Regions from separate parts of the Mus musculus genome. Here region 2 is linked to region 1. The links are chromatin loops, found by intact Hi-C in ENCODE. Cell type or tissue: heart. All regions are shown on one strand.

Region 1 (8,000 bases):
ATAGTTGCACGTGTTGGAACACTTGGTCCCTAGAGTATAACCGTGCCCTGGGAGGTTGTGGCACCTTTAAGAGGTAGAATGTAATTGGATGACGTGATCTTCTGGTCACCATCACACAACGAGCCTTACTAGAAGCTAGTCCAGGCACTGTGTCTTCTCCACTATGGTGGACCCTTAAACCACAAGCCAGAGTAAATCCTTCTCCCCTTAAGTTGATCTGCCACAGCAATAGGAATGTGGCTAAATGGCATATTTAAGTGCGGTAGGGTGTTTGAAAGGGGGGCGCTCTTCTGATCTTCTTCTACCTTAACTTCCTGATGCTCTTGTCCAATAGAGAGGTACACAGTGTTAGAGTAGCATGCAGCAGCCGCGCCAGCAGTAATTTCAGTAAGGTTTGCAGAAGAGGAGAAGACAGAAACGGACCTTGGACAGACTGACTACGGTAAAAATAAAAGTCCCTGTGTGTGGAGTAGAATCCCATGATGCAGAAAGAGTGCCTGCCATGTGTAACTCTCCCTCTCCAAGCATGGGTAGCCTTGTGCCCTCACTAAGGGGGCTGTACTTAGCCCACAGTAGCACTAAGGCAGCAGCTACTGTGGGTTTGACCTTGGCCGGTCGCAGATGCACATCGAGGGCTGTCCTGGAAGGACTACCTTGAGCAACTGCTGTGCCCAGGATGAACCCATCCTGAGTTAAAGCCCGTTAGGAATCTCAGAGTCTACTCAATAGATAATGACAAATGTGTTACCATTGGTGACCCCACGCTCTGCAGACAGGTCTGGGATGTCATCAGGTGTGCTGTTGGGCAGATTCCACTCTGGAAAGAAAGTGGAAGCGGTCGGTGGGGCAGATACTAGAGACCCCTGAGGGCAGCCCGTTGTTGCTGCTAGGCATTCACTGCAACGAATTCGTTAGCTATTCCCGAGCAAAACACTGTGAACTTTATTCACGTCTTTTTAATGAAGAAATCCAAGAGAGGGTCAAGGATGAGCTAAAGGAAATAAGAGATCTTTTCAGTCGTGAGATAAACAAGTGTTATCATGACAGTCAGGACAGAGTTGTTCTATGGCTTGGGAAACTGTACAGCCCCCGTTACCAAGAATCAGGACCAAACAAAACCAAAAATAAACCTGCTGACATCTCTATTTTATGAAGTGGTGTGCCCTGTTACCCCAATGGAGCCCCAGAGGTTGGAGAACCAGAACAGAAGCCTTCCTTCTCCACAGCTGAGACTGAGAGCCCCAAATCAAGGGACTGACCGAAGCCCACATGGCTGATAAGGGACAGGAATGGAAATCAAGTTCTCACTCCCTGTCACTCGACTGCCATGCAGATTTGAGGTACAAGCAATCAGTCTGGCAGCCAACTCAGGTTAGTGCCCACTTACTTATGACAGATGACTCAGTCGGGGAGGAGCACTCACGAGGCTCCGCACCACATGTGGCTGTCCTTTCCTAAGGACAAGGCCCTTCATCTGAAGGGGCGTGTGGAGGCCGAGGGACAGTGTGAACTAGGCGCTGACTTTACTTCACTCCTGTCCCTTTGCCCCTGTCTTTCTCCTCTGTGGGACCGTTCGTTCTCTTTCCGTCAGACTGGCTCCACATTGCTAAACTAACTCGGCTGCACAGCCCACTGTGAGCTCCTCACCCCACTCAAAGCCAGCACAGTTTTATTGACGTAAGTCAGTCATGGGATGACTGGGTGACGGTGTTTCCTACTGAGCTCAGGATTTGATCTCACTTTTTAAAAGCTTACTACCTTCATACCTAGAGCAAAATGCAGTCCCAAAATCTACACTTTTAGAATTTGCCTTAGAGTTTTGTTAAGTGAATCAAAAGGACTAAAGTGATTCAAAGAAATGAACAAAAGAGGAGAGCGAGGAGGCCTAGGGACCACCTCAGAACTCAACAGCGGCATTGTCCTACAGAGCCAGGAAATCCATCTGTCGCTGTCCCTTTTGCTACCTGTGTACCTGCTGTTTGAAATGTGGCCAGTATGTCCAAAGAACCAAATTTCACATCTTGTTCCATTTTAATAACTTAACAGCCTCATGAATCTGGTGACTGTCACACTGAGCACAAAGGGTCTCTGAGGTAATTGAAGAAAGAAGCAACTGGAATATACCCTGTATGGAAGGTCAGGGTGAGCTGTGGCTTCTATTTGTACAGAGGCGCAAATATATTTTCTAAGCAGCCGGGACTTCAGTTCCTACTGAGAAAAGAGGTATCATTCTTGGAAGACCACCGTGGTGAGCTGGTGGGAGAAAGATTGGGGCTTCTGGGAACGGGTGTCTGAATCCAGGCACTGCCGACATTTTAATGACTGAATTCCCACTCACGGCTGCAGGCTTGGCACCACTTTTGGACTATTAAAAGAAACTTGTATGAGCCTGATAGGCACTGCAAAGAACAACTGCAATCCCAGAACTCGGAAGGTAGAGGCAGGGGAATCAGGAGTTCGAGGTCACCTTCAGCTATGTGTCAAGTTTGAGGCCATTCTGAGCTCTTGAGTCCCTGTCTCAAATAAGACAACAAAGAGCAAAACAAACAAACAAAACTCCACCGCAAACAGAAGTGAGACAAGGAGAGACTGTGGTGATGGGGAAAGCTGAGAAAGCAGGCGCAGACCCTGAGGTCTGTGTGCCCGATCTGGGTAAATAACAAACGCTAGTCCCGGGCATGCAGCATAGGAAAGGGTGAAGCCAGGAGGGCTGGCTGGCTCTTTCACTCAGACTTATTTTCAATCCATGGCATAAAAATATTTTTCTTTACCCACCTAGCAGAATAACTCTGCTATGTAAATGTTTCTGTGAACAAATTCAGGTTGAAATGAAGAAAGAAACTAAGGCTTCCTGCTTCCTGCAGGCGATGGTGCGATGAGAAGCTACAGAATCACAAAGAACAGGCTCTGTCCTCGGGGAGGGGAGCGGTGTGTGCGGAGACGGGAAGAGTCTAGGTCCTCACAGAGCCAGTGATAGAAAGGATAAGAACCTGCAGGGGCAGAACGCCGACACAGCAATCAGGGGTACGCTGTACGGGAGTTCCAATCATGGCTTCCGGGTGGAGGGAGAGGAACCAGAAGCCACATCCTGTAAGTCAGGTGGCGCTTGGTGACGAGATACAGATCGCTCAACCTACAGGAAGAGCCACAGCTCTCTCTAACAATGAATCCACTTGAGGATCTTGGTAAGACAGTGACTTCACCAGCGGAATGGGCTGGCAGTAGAGAGGATGTCCATTTTGCCATTCCCGGTGGTGCCACGGGGAGAGAACCTAAGGTTTAAGAGAGCTACCCTGTGGGCATGGCTAAGGAAGCTGGAGGTCGGCCAGCCTGGGAGACAGCTGCAGGACAGTGGGAGAGAGCAAGAACCTGACACCAGCTCAGGCATGCCTTCATAGGCATCCTGCACTCGGCTCCATCCTTGGTGGCAAGGACCCCGTCACCTGAGCATAAATGTGGACCCAACAGCCCCTGATGTCACAGGGTGGCACAGCCTCTGCAGCTGCCTCTTCTGCTGTTCCTCCCCTGGCTGCACATGGAGCTCTGAAGCACCCATGGGGTACTTGACTTCCACAGCCTCGTCCCTCGAGGAAGGTGCTTAGCGTTTCGTGGGCTTTGAGAGCAGTGGAACCATTAGACCCTCCGCATAGATCTCAGGACTCTGTCTGCACCCCTCCTCCACTCCAGACACACTCCGGACGGAGGATGGCCCCTGGCTATTAAACTAGTCACTTCCTAAAGTATGACATTTGGAGTCTTGGAAGCATGGGCAAACCTGCTCTGGCCCAGAGACTGCAAAACTAAGTGTGGCCAGCAGAGGCTCCTGGTACACAAAGAAAGGAAGGAAGGAAGGGAAGATGCTCTGTCAGACATCTGGGGCTGGCCCAGTTAAAACTCAGCAGCAGCCTAAATGACAGAAAAGACAAGAGTCCTGGAGTTCAACTGACGCCAGCCCTGCCTCCAGCTGGCAGACTCCATTTTGGAGGAAGTCACTGCCATGGGATGTGTCTTGCACATGTTTCTTTTTTACTAAAGGTTAGCAAGATTCTCACTGTATCTTATTGCATAAACACGTGTGTTTTTATTTTTATTCCTCTCCCAATGTTAATTTTATGCATTTTACTGGGACATCAGAAGTCTTTAGACGCCCCGCTCTGTTCCCTCCCTCTTTGTAACACTTGTCCTCATCTGTCTCCTGCCCTTGTGTTCATTTATTCCCCTCGTTTCTCTTCCATTTTCTCCTCTCCCTGACCTTTATTTGACTTCACTGATACAGTATTTTTACATGTGTCCCAGGGCTTAGGTGTGACCCTAAAAGTTCCCATGTTGGAAACTTTGATATCCATTTGGCAGTTTGGGAGGGGAGGCCTAATAGATGAGATTAGGTTATGGGGGCGAGGGGCGTCCTCAAGCCACACTTAGTGCCTGTATCATAGCAATGATGCTGGTTTTGTGGGTGTTTAGCTCTCTGCTGGCTTGACACAAGCTAAAGTCATCTGAGAAGAGGGAACCTTAATTAAGAAAATGCCTCTACAGGATCAGGCCAAAAGCAAGCCTGTAAGGCATTTTCTTAACTAGTGATTGGTGGGGGAGGGTCCAGCCCACTGTGGCGATGTCCTCTGTGGGCTGGTCCTGGGTTCTCTCAGAAAGCAGGCTGAGCAAACCATCAGGAGCAAGGCAGTAAGCAGTGCCCCTGTATGGCCTCTGCATGTGCCCCTCCAGGTACCTGCCCTGTCTGAGTTCCTGTCCTGACTTCCTTTGATGATGAACTGTGATGTGCAGTGTAAAACAAATAGCCCCTTTCCTCCCTGCTCTGCCTTTTGGTCATGGTGTTTTGTGGCAGCCATAGAAACCCTCAGTGAGATCCGCCCTTGCCTCTCATCTCCCCTCTGTGTGTGCTCATCGGCTTCCTGGAATAGGGGGAGACACATGAGGTCCTTCCCAGAGGCCAAGGAAATGCCAGTGCTGGCCTCGTGGACTTCCTCGCCTTCAGAACCATGAGCCATGGTAGCCCTCTTTCCTCTGTAAATGTTTCATCCCAGGAATCTTGTCTGTAGCTCAGAGACTTGGTGTACTTGAGAGGACACAGAGTCACAGGAAAGGCACTGATGGCCGAGGTCGGTTACAGGGCCGACAGTAGGAGTGGCCAGCTGGATGGTTGGGACCCAAGCATTTGCTGGTGCTCTGAGGTCCACAGCTGACTGGTAAGTAAGTAGAATTTAGGTCCCAGGGCCCCTGTTGGTCCATGGACAGACAGGCTATTAAAGGGGAAACTGGGGAAATCCAACTTACCCTAAAATTCCACCTGTTTGATTAAAGACGGACCCCAGTCTGATGGCTACCTCACCCATGAGCAGACACTGGGAAGCAGGCATCTTGGAAGGGTGCCCTTAAATAGTGTGAACAGAGCAGTTGCCAACAGGTAGCTGTCCCCTGGGTACGTGAGAAACTCAGACATGTGAGGCGCTCAGAAATGAGAACAGAAGAAGAACAGAGACAGGCAGCACACAAATTAATCTGAAAGATTTGAGCCTGACCCCCCTCCCCTCCCGACCGATGCATTCCTGAGAGGGCGAGGCAGGTGGACGGCATGGGCTGAGGCTGCTCCTCAGGTTGTGATTGCTGGGCGATGGCTTCATCTGGAAACGGAATCTCCTGCGCACTGTGGTTCTCTGACTGCGCTTCTCATCTCACTTCAGCTTCTGGACACAAGACCTGCTTAGTGCACACTGAGTGGGCTGGAGCAGAACACGGCTGGCACCACCCCCTGAGTCATTCTGGTCCTCACACCAAAGGTTCCAACTGTGGCAATCAGTCTTCTGACCATCTACATCAGTCCCCCAGAATGACCCAGATAATCTGCTTGGCCACACTGTGGCCCAGTCACAATTCACATCAGACCATCTGGTCACTGTGTCTCCTCCAAGGGTAGCCCAGGAAGACCATCTGCTTTAAAGCTCTGTATGTCCTGTCCAGACATACAGCAAGAGCTGAGGCCGGTCACACACGCAGCAAGCCATTCTCCCCGTGCCTCTGCGTGAACCACCGAGATTCCGAAATGCAGTGTAGCTCAGCTGCCCTCAAACCTGCAGAGCCTGCTTTGCATTCTCAGTGAATGTGCAGGAATATTCCAAATGCAAATTAAGCTTTATGGGGGCCATAACCTTGGCCATTTGTTGCAGCAGATCCTGTTATTGCCTGATGTTGCAAAATACAACCAAGGCTACTCTGGCTCCTCCTCCTCTTCAAATTTTAAAAATCTAACTGTCAGGATGAATAAGCCATCTTTCCTGTTTCCTTACACCATTTCTTTGGCTAGTGCTTTTAGTGAAAGCCCGTCTGCACATAAGCAATCAGAGCTAGTCTCGGCAAGAGAAGGGCAGGAAAACTGTCAGGGCCACATAACATCAGTGCACCGAGTCCTGACAGCAACTCAGAAAGAAGTGGGGTTAACACACTGAGGGAGCATAGGCTTTCAAAAAATTATAAAGAACGTTAGAAAAAACAGGTCAGGTAAAGTACAAGTGGCGATTACAAAATCTATAGAGATCAATATGATTCAGTTGTAAGGAAAAATGTAATTTGTAGGAAAATGAGTGGGCATAAAAACATAATGTTACCGGAGGCTAGCCCAACTAGGAAAGGAAACCAAACCAAGCCCACATGTTCACCCTCATGGCTCTCGGCTTATGATGTAAACACATCTGCATGTAAACAAGTGTGAGTATAGGCACAGTGGAACATTTAGAAAGGAGACCAAGAGAGGGGAAGAGAATGGAGGCAAAAAGACCCATGAAAGTGGGTACAAAGCTAAGTTTTTCCTACTTCCAACCCTGTCATGGCTTTTTGTTTTTATTTTTCTAGCGGTGAATGAGAATTTAACTTTCTGGGCTTAGAAGCAGCAGGAGCCAGTTTTGCATCCAAAGGGATCCAGTATGTGTTGTTCTTCCAGGCAGAGTTAGGACTGTGCAGGTATTACCGAGGGCTGTGACGTGGCTTCCAAAGTGGTGGCCTAGAGCTACACCTGCATCCACTGGTGTCACAGCTGGGTGGACCAAGGGTCAGGACCACTGCACCAGCACAGGAGGAAAGCAAGGCAGAAAATGCCCGGGTCCTCCGGGCTTCTGTTTTCACACTGTTTCCCCCAAGTCCTGGTTGGAGCTAGCTGGGGACGCAGAAACAGCTCTAACTGGACTTTGTCTTGGTGGATAGCTAGCTCTTGGCCTCTTCACTCCTGCTGGTCTCTCTAAGCACGCTCTCTCCTGTATCACAACCTTCCGGCCACTCTTCCTCTTTAATAGCATTCCACCTCGAATTTGGTTCATTTTTTTCTCCTCCTTTTAAGAGCAAGGTGGTGCCCTGTTCACTTGGAGACTTCATCTGTAAATTCTCTTATCTGTTGCCTTTCAATTCTGTTTCCACAAAATATTAAGATGTTGAAATAATTCAACCAAGTTCTTTCCTCCGGGGCCCCCTAAGGTGCCCCCCACTATGGACCAGAACATCAGAGTGGTTGCTTCCCCAACTTTCAGTCCGGCATTCTGGTCATAATCACTCAGGCAATCTCTAAGGGTGGCACGGCTTCCCACCACTGCCACCAGCGCCTCCCTTCCCGCCCTAGTTGTGATAACTTAGACTTGTTCTAGCATACAAGACTGCAAAACAAGTGGAAATGTGCCAGGTTTGGTGAAGGTAGGCTTGGGATTTGCTACTGTCACAACAAGGTAGATTGCTGAGCACGGTGTAACTGTACCAGCCTCTGCCCGTGACCCATCTCCCTGTCTCCAAAGAGGAATTTGTCATAGCAACATCCCACTTCTCTGGCACCAGGCTCTAGTACATCTTAATTTGCTTGCACTTCTGCAACAGAATTAAGACTGGGTATTGGAGGACAGAGAGAAATTTGTTTCCTCGAAGCTGTAGGGGTTGAAAAGCACAAGATCAGGTCCTGGTGGAGTGTGTGCCCATGTTGTGGTTGCATTCCCCAAGGGAATGAACAC
Region 2 (8,000 bases), 64 kb after region 1:
CTGAGTGTTGGCGGGAGAAAAGATGAGTAAGGAGGACACGGGATTTTAAGGCCATGTAATGATTGTGTGCGGTATGACAATGATGACACAGCGTGTAAAACTAGAGTCAAGTCTCATGTGCACTCTGAACTCAGGTTACGAGAAGTGTTGGCGTGGGCTCACTGGTTACAACAAATCACATGGTGTGGGCTTTGATGGTAGGAGAGGGGAAGTTCTGGTGGACAGAAGGTATGTAATTTTTGTGAACCCAAGACAGCTCCAAACATGAAAGACTATTTTGTAAAAACATGAATAAAATTCTGGGGGTGGGGTGGGGAGGAGCAGGAACTGGCAGACCCATTCCAAATGCAAAGCACAGGCTGAGTAGGTACCACAGTGGAGGCGCTTGCCCAGTGAGGGTGGGGCTCATGGATGTTATGCTTTATCCAGCATAGCCTTTAAACTCACTCACCTGAAAGTTAGTAGGCATGGCATACTTAACTTTAAAAAGATTATGACTGTCCTAGGAAATGATTATAATAAACCCAGATATATTTTAAAATATTCTTGTACAGTGATCACAGTTATTTTTTCATCCCACATAGCCTTCTGTCTATTACTTTAAGTTCGAAAGCACAGTACTTTATGTAAAGATCTGGCCTTCAGCAGTAATGGTGAAGGTTTTTCTCCATTGGAAAAGTCTCATATACATTGTCAGTAAATTTGTATAGGAAACTTTTTATTTGAGAAAAAAAAAACCTATCTACCTAAGTTTATGTTTTAAAGTCATTCAGTTGACCTGAAAGCGAGGAGAAGACAAATGATAAGCATTGTGGCTCTGGTCACCATCACGCCACAAGAGACACTGGCTCCTGCAGTTATGTAGGAGAATGAAAATGCTGTAAGCCTGTGAGGTGGTTCAGGAAGTAAGGCGCTTGCCTGTTGACTGAGTTTGACTGATCCCCCAGGACCCACCTCAGAGAATGTGTTAACTGATCCCCTAAAGTGGTTCTCTAACCTCCACTAGAACACCACGATATGTCCACAATAGATAAGGAAAACAGAATAAAACAATCTTAAAACTGTGACTATATGATTCACCCCCACTTTGGTATTATTTTAAAATCAAGCATTTTGAAAACACATATTCTCAAAAACCAAACAAAATAATACAAAACCCAGAGTATCCCTGTAAAACTATCATATGAAGGATACATTTTTAATCTGTGGTTTCTAATATTTTAATTATATGTTTTGAAGTAATGGTTTATGCAATCTAAGAGTAAATAAAATAGCAGAAAGCACTAATTACAGTGCCTGTGTTTAAACTAAAAATAATCTCAGAGAACAAGATATGTGCTATTAATTCACTTGAAGATTCTTTTACAATGAACAAAAACCACATTTGTACATAAAGAAAACACATAAAATGTTAAATGTACGGACATAGGAGGCATACATCCAAGCGTTCTGGTTTGGACAGTAAGAAGAGGAAACTTTACATACTCGGCTTTGACAGGCAGCACACTTCTAGTCTTTGCTCTGCGGAACACCTGTAGAGTTGGTATGCTTCCTCGAGGGCACTTCTATACCACCTCTTCTTCTTCGTACAGTCTGCTGCCTAGAGAAATGCATAAATTCAAACAAGGAATAGTGTTTATTTTTAAATGTTAATTTTGTTTTAGATCCTATACTTGACATAACACTCACTGGAGCTAAGTCTAATTTGAGCACCACATAAATGTTGCTTAGGCTTGGTACCTGGCTATTGTTTTAGTGTTTTGAAGCTTAGCAGAGTTGTGAGAATCTAAGTTAAAGACCCTTCATTAAGATGATATGATGCATTTCCCATGCTCCCAGGGTAGCAAGCAGTCAGCAGGATACATCTGAAGGGGGTAACACTAACCTCACTTTATGTGACAGAGAACGAGACTCGAGTGGTCAGGAATGACAAAGCAGTGTTCTTAGTGTATGACAATTAATTCTATTTGCATCTAGTGTGGTGTTGTGCCAGACCTACACACACACACACACACACACACACACACACACACACACACACACACTCTTTGCCTGCTCTGCCCCAGCCTCTCCGTGTGTATACTTTGTGAGTCTGAGCAGCCAACCACTGACTTTTCATGAGTGTTATAGGACACAGTGGATGACAATTTCTAGGATAGTAGGAATACAGTGTGTGTCATTCTAATAAGGCATTGCACATTTTCTAGGTGTTTAAAAAACTGAAAAAAAGAACCTGAATTAAAAATATCAATCATCTAATACAGCAATTTTTCTAAAACCTTTTAATTGTTAGGAAGTTTTATGACTTTAAATATTACAATTATAAAATGTGTGACTGATTTTCTTTTTGAAAATGCCATCAGTGGGGATATGGATATTTCTTCTACTGAGACATATTTACCACCCAGACATGAAGCTCTTAGGCTTGTCCTAGATAGAAGAAATAATGCAGTATTTGCACACAATTTTCAACCTCTACAACATTCCCTCTCAACTCACAGAATGAAACTGTGAACAAAGCCCTTTTCAGATGCCACATGGGTAGTCCCCAAAGTATTATCAACTATTTGCTCCAAGTATGTCCAACATTGTCATTTATTGATTTGCTACATTCTGACATATGTTGTAGTTACAGGTGGCCATGACCATCTCCACCCAAAAACGAAGGTCCATGACAACACTAGGTGTTTATCTTTGTAGCTTTCATGGTGCCACGGGTTTGACACCTCAATGAGTGTTGTGAACATTCAGAAAATGCCTCTTAACTGCTTTTGGACAATCACTGGTACATAATTGAAGTAGTAAAAGCGTATAATCAAATAAAAAATACTTTCATATACATAAAATGTAAATTTCATTCATTTATTATGTTAAGCTGAAGGGGTTTGCCACCCCAAAGGAGGAACAACAATATCAATCAACCAGACCCCCCAGAACTCCCACAGACTAAACCACCAACTAAAAAGTACACATGGAGCAACCCATGGCTCCAGCCACATATGTAGCAGAGGATGGCCTTGTTGGGCATCAGTGGGAGTAGAGGCCCTTGGTCCTGTGAAGGCTCTATGCCCCAGTGTAGGGGTATATGAGGCCAGGGAGGTAGGTGGGTGGGTGGGGGAGCACCATCACCACCATAGAAGCAGGGGGAGGGGGTATGGGATAGGGGGTTCTGGAGGGGAAATTGGGAAAGGGGATAACATCTGAAACGTAAATAAATGAAATATCCAATAAAAATTTAAATTTACACACAAAAAATGAAAATGTAAGCAATTTGATTTGTTAGCTGTAATCTTTAATGTTTACAATTTATGTGCTTTGTGTATGTGACACAGCACATGTCTGGAAGCTAAAGCACAACTTGAGGAGCCTAGTTCTACCCTACCAGGCGAGTTGTTGTGATTAAACTCAGGTTGTCAGGAATGGAGACAAGCATCTTTACCCACCAAGCCATCTGGCTGGCTTTCACACTGCACATGTAAGTTAAGACTGTCACGGTGGCCATGGTAACACACACCTTCAACCCCATCACTCAGGCAGGTGGATCTCTGTGAGCTCACAGTCAGCCTGGTCCACAGAGTGAGCTCTAGGCCAGCCGCGCTGTATGTAGAGCTCTTGTCTCGAATGTGTGTGTTAGGCAGGTAGCTAATGTGTCTCTGCAGCACTAACGCTACCATGATGATAAGGAGCTGTCCAGTGGGGATCTCTTCCTAAAACTGAACAGATGCTCCTCGGTTCCCTTTAAAGAAACAGCTCGGGACTGACGCTGGCAACACTGAACTACAGACAGCTCAGGGAGCTGGGAAGCTGGGACTCTGTCAGGGCTTCTTTAAGAACTTATGGTAGATACAGGACACCTAGTGGCTGAACAAATTAACACTGCCTGAAGGTGCTCAGTTGAGCCTCAACTTTATGAAGAATTTTTAATTCCAGAATGAGACTCAACTGTACACTGCACTTTTTTTTTTTAAATCAAGACGTGGCAGGTTCAAGCTCTAGGGATTCTGGATCTCCATCTTTGTCACTCTCTGAACTCTTTCTCACGTAGTCAACCATGATTAATGCTTTTTCTATTCTACAAATTCAATATGCATTTATAAGCACTTGAAAAAAACATAGGCATTTATTTGACATTGATATTAATAGATATATGTTTTGTTTTTCCTCTTTTTGATTATGCAATTGATTGACTGATTCAACACAATGTAGCCCCCTATTTGGGGAACTGTTGGTGAGCAGACAATACTCACCTCTGGTCCACTGTGTGAAAAGCAGCACTCTAGCATTCTGTGTGGGGTAAGGAAAGCCTACATGGCAGGAGGCCAGGGCAATCACCCATGCAGAGTGAGCGAGAGCAGAACAGTGGTCAGAGAAACTCACTGAAACTGACAGGGTGTCTTTTGAGCAGACTTGAAGGAGTTTGGGGAGCCAGCCATCTAGCCCTTCAAGAAAAGAATGTTTCTGGAGAAGATATTCTCAAAGGTCGGATATGGATGCATATTCAGGATGCATCAAAGAACGCAGTGTGGCAGAGAGACAATGATAAAAGATGGGGAGAGTGCCAGAAAAATTACTAAGGGCCAGAGTAGGGAGGGCCATGAAGCCAGCAGCAGTGTTTAGTTCCTGCCCAGCCTGAAACAGGTGACACTGCAGAGCTCTGGTGGAGACGGTCCACCAGACCGTCTTTCCCTGCCTTTCCCGCTTTGTGAGACATGGTCTTACTGCATACCTCAGGCTGGACAGAACTTGCCATGCCCGTCTCACTCTGTTCACTGGAATTACATGCACCACCATACCTGGCTTTGGTTAATGCCTTCAAACAATCAATCTCACTACTCTGATGAGTTCAAGTTATGCAGAAGTTAAGTGTCGCTGTGGAACAGCTGCTTAGCAGGCTACAGCAACAGCCCAGGCAGGAAACCGCAGTGGTGTGCAGCAGGGAGACACTTTTGAGAGTGTGAATTCTGTTATTCCATTCCAGCTTCCATTACTTTAGTAGTATTAGTAACAAACTGCTTTAACTGTTAGAGTTTCTATCATTAACACCTTGTGTATTCTGCAGGCGAATATCATCACTCTAGGTTCTACGTTCCTACAAATACTAAGATTCTGTTTCCTTTTAAATTGGGGCTTTGTTGACAGTAACTTAAATTGACATCTACTGAGTTAAATCTTCCACACCAAAAAGTGGATTCTGTTTTTCCATCTTCTTGGGCTTCTTTCCTATCTTTGTAGTAGGATTTTGAAGTTTTACATAGTAGGTTTGATGCTTTGCTTCACACTCTTACTCCAGTGCATTTTATATAACTTGGTGTCATCAAAAATGAGTATCACAATTGTATTTTCAAACTAGTCGCTTGTGTACAGCAATCGTATTAGATGAGATAGAACTGAATTTTCCCACTTTGAATGGTTTTCCTATTATTCAGTAAAGACAGTAGGTTTTCTACTTGAGTTCTACTGCTTTGCCAGGCACATAACCATGTTAAACACATTGTGTTGGAACTAGAGGTGACTCAGTGGTTCCCAGCACTGGACACTCTTCAAGATGTCTTTACTGTCCAGTACTCACATAGCAACTCACAACTGTTTTTATTCCAGTTCTTATTCATATAAAATACAAATTGAAAACTATCATTTTGCTTTTCCCTTTCCTGTCTGAAATTTTTTTCTTTCAGCTAATTATATAAACAACTAAAACCCAATATTAAATATTAGAATATAGAAATTTAACATACTTTTTAAAAAATTCCAATTTCTTACAGAAATGATAAGTTTCTCCTCTATTTAAAATACTCAGTCAGATAGATGAGTTCATGTGCTTTCTAAAACATGAACTGAACCAAATCATTCTGTAGAGGACTTCAGAAAGAGTGTTTGTAACCATCACAGCTCTCCTAGACACTGCTACAATCACTCACTTGGCATCTTCCAGGCAAAGGTCTCTGGATTGTCAAGAGAGGCCCAGTATCTCACTAAGCAAATGCATTCCACATCCTTGTTACTAGGTTACTGTTTATCAAGAATGAATCACCACCGAGCCTGAAGGTATTGTAATGGTAACATTGTCATTCATTTTACTTCAAAACACTAATAACTCTCGTGTGGTGGCATAAGCCTTTGATGACAGCGTTCAGGAGGCATAGACAGGTGGATCTCTATGAGTTCCAAGCCAGCCAGATCTACACAGCGAGTTCCAGCCAGCCAGGGCTATACAAAGCAACCCTGTCCAAAAGGGAAAAACATGTAAAGATGAATGCCTAGAGTAGGTCATGTGACACTTCTGCGTATCTGTTAACTTCAGAATATAAAGTGTCCTCCAGTTGCTGTGCCCCTTACAAAATTAATAAAATTTCCATTAATGTGTTCAAATTGTTTAAGTTTCTGTTCATGCCGGCTCTTGCACTTCATGTACAAGGAGCACAGCCCAGGCTGCAGCTTGTGCCCGCTGATCCTCAGCCCTCTTTTCCCCTAAATTTACCATATCCTCACGTGTTAAAATGAAAAAGAAAAGAGGCCAAAGAAAATGTTTTTGTTGCTCTACTATCATACAGTGTTATAGTTGATACCTTGTAGACCTGAAAGAAAGTATAGTTTTCATGGTGTTTTTAAAAAAAAAATTAGATTCCCACCTTCCCTATCCTCCCTCCAAATCCTCTCATGTAACCCCCTTGCTCTCTTTCAAAGTTATGGCCTTTTTGTCTTGAATTGTTGTAAATGGATGGTGCATGTGTGTGTGTTTGTGTGTGTGTGTGTGTGTGTGTGTGTGTGTATTCCTAAATATAGAAGTACAACTGCTTAGAACATATCGTATTGCTTTGTATGTCTAACCTTTAAGGGCTGACCATTTGGTATTGGATAACCAATTGGTGTGCTCTTCCTTGGGAAGATTATTTATTCCACTCTCAGTATTGCACAGCTGTGTTAGTTCTTTGTCTAGAGTTGAGGCCCTATGAAATTACCCCATTCTATGTAAACATGTCCATTGGTGTCATCCTCTCTTAGGGCACATTTGCCATGTTTTTGAGACTTTGCAGGTGTAGCTTCATAGACATAATATTTCTAGGAGATGCATTTCTCAGCAAACTTCTTGTTCCTTGATTCTTTTCATCTTTTTCCCCCTTTAAAACAATGATGCAGAACTTGCATTGTAGATGTATCCATTGGTACTGAGCACCACAATCTTCATTTTGATTAGTGGTGCTTTTCTATAATCTTCATCTATTGCAAAGCATTTTCTTGACGAAGGGTGAAAACTATGCTTACCTGTAGATACAAGGATAAATGTTTGGAATGTAGTTAGAAACTATGCTGGTTTAGTACAGGGGTGGTTGTAGTTTTTCCTCCAAGGTCCATGACTTCAGTAGCTCAAGGTAGGTGGTTAGGGTTCTAGTACCAGGCATGATTTCCCTCTTGTTGAGTAAGCCTTAAGTCCAATTATAGAGATGTTGGCTAGCACCAAAGTACTATATGCCACTACTGCACACTTAGCATTATGGTTGCCATATTGGTCATTGTAGTGGTTTATAACCATCACTGCTAGGTAAGACTGTTGGTTGCTTCCCTCCTTTGGAAGCTAGCATGGTATGTGCTGGTAACATGAACCTGACAAATACAGAGGCAAATGCTCACAGCCAACCATTGAACTGATCACGGGGACCCCAATGAAGGAGTTAGAAAAAGGACTGAAGGAGCTGAAGGGATTTGCAACCCCATAGGAAGAACAACAATATCAATCAACCAGAACCCCCCCCCCCCCGCAGAGCTCCCAGGGACTAAAAACCAACCAAAGTGTACACATGGAGGGACACGTGGATAGCCCTGGGGCTAATTATATTTGATGTTAATTCCATTCCCCTATGAGGGGTTGTGAACAAGGAATGAGTCAGCACTCAGGTGATTTCCTGTAAACCTGCTTTCCACCTTAATTTGTAAAATAAAAAAGAGCTGATGATTGGGCAGATAAAGAGAAGGTGGAGCGGAAGGCAGGGAGAGAGAAGGAG

What was found. A loop is a pair of places that touch in the nucleus more often than their neighbours do. Peaks named below come from ENCODE experiments on the same cell type or tissue, not always from the same donor. Only the 100,000 strongest peaks of a DNase experiment are listed, where the experiment ranks them.
Region 2: a loop joins it to region 1, with 5 times the contacts of the local background. A loop is called at or near these places in 11 of 42 quality-filtered maps.

What each region holds. Positions count from the first base shown.
Region 1 is chr9:117,899,388-117,907,387 of GRCm38, forward strand. No RefSeq gene overlaps it. Among named protein-coding and RNA genes, the nearest start is that of Azi2, 140 kb to the right of the region's middle. In heart, a CTCF peak has its summit at 3,799; no DNase peak of the experiment used is centred here; H3K27ac peaks cover 410 bases; H3K27me3 peaks cover 265 bases.
Region 2 is chr9:117,962,979-117,970,978 of GRCm38, forward strand. Zcwpw2 (zinc finger, CW type with PWWP domain 2) reads right to left here. Exons shown (of 9, transcript NM_001378466.1): 4 at 1,486-1,600. Among named protein-coding and RNA genes, the nearest start is that of Azi2, 74 kb to the right of the region's middle. In heart, a CTCF peak has its summit at 3,869; no DNase peak of the experiment used is centred here.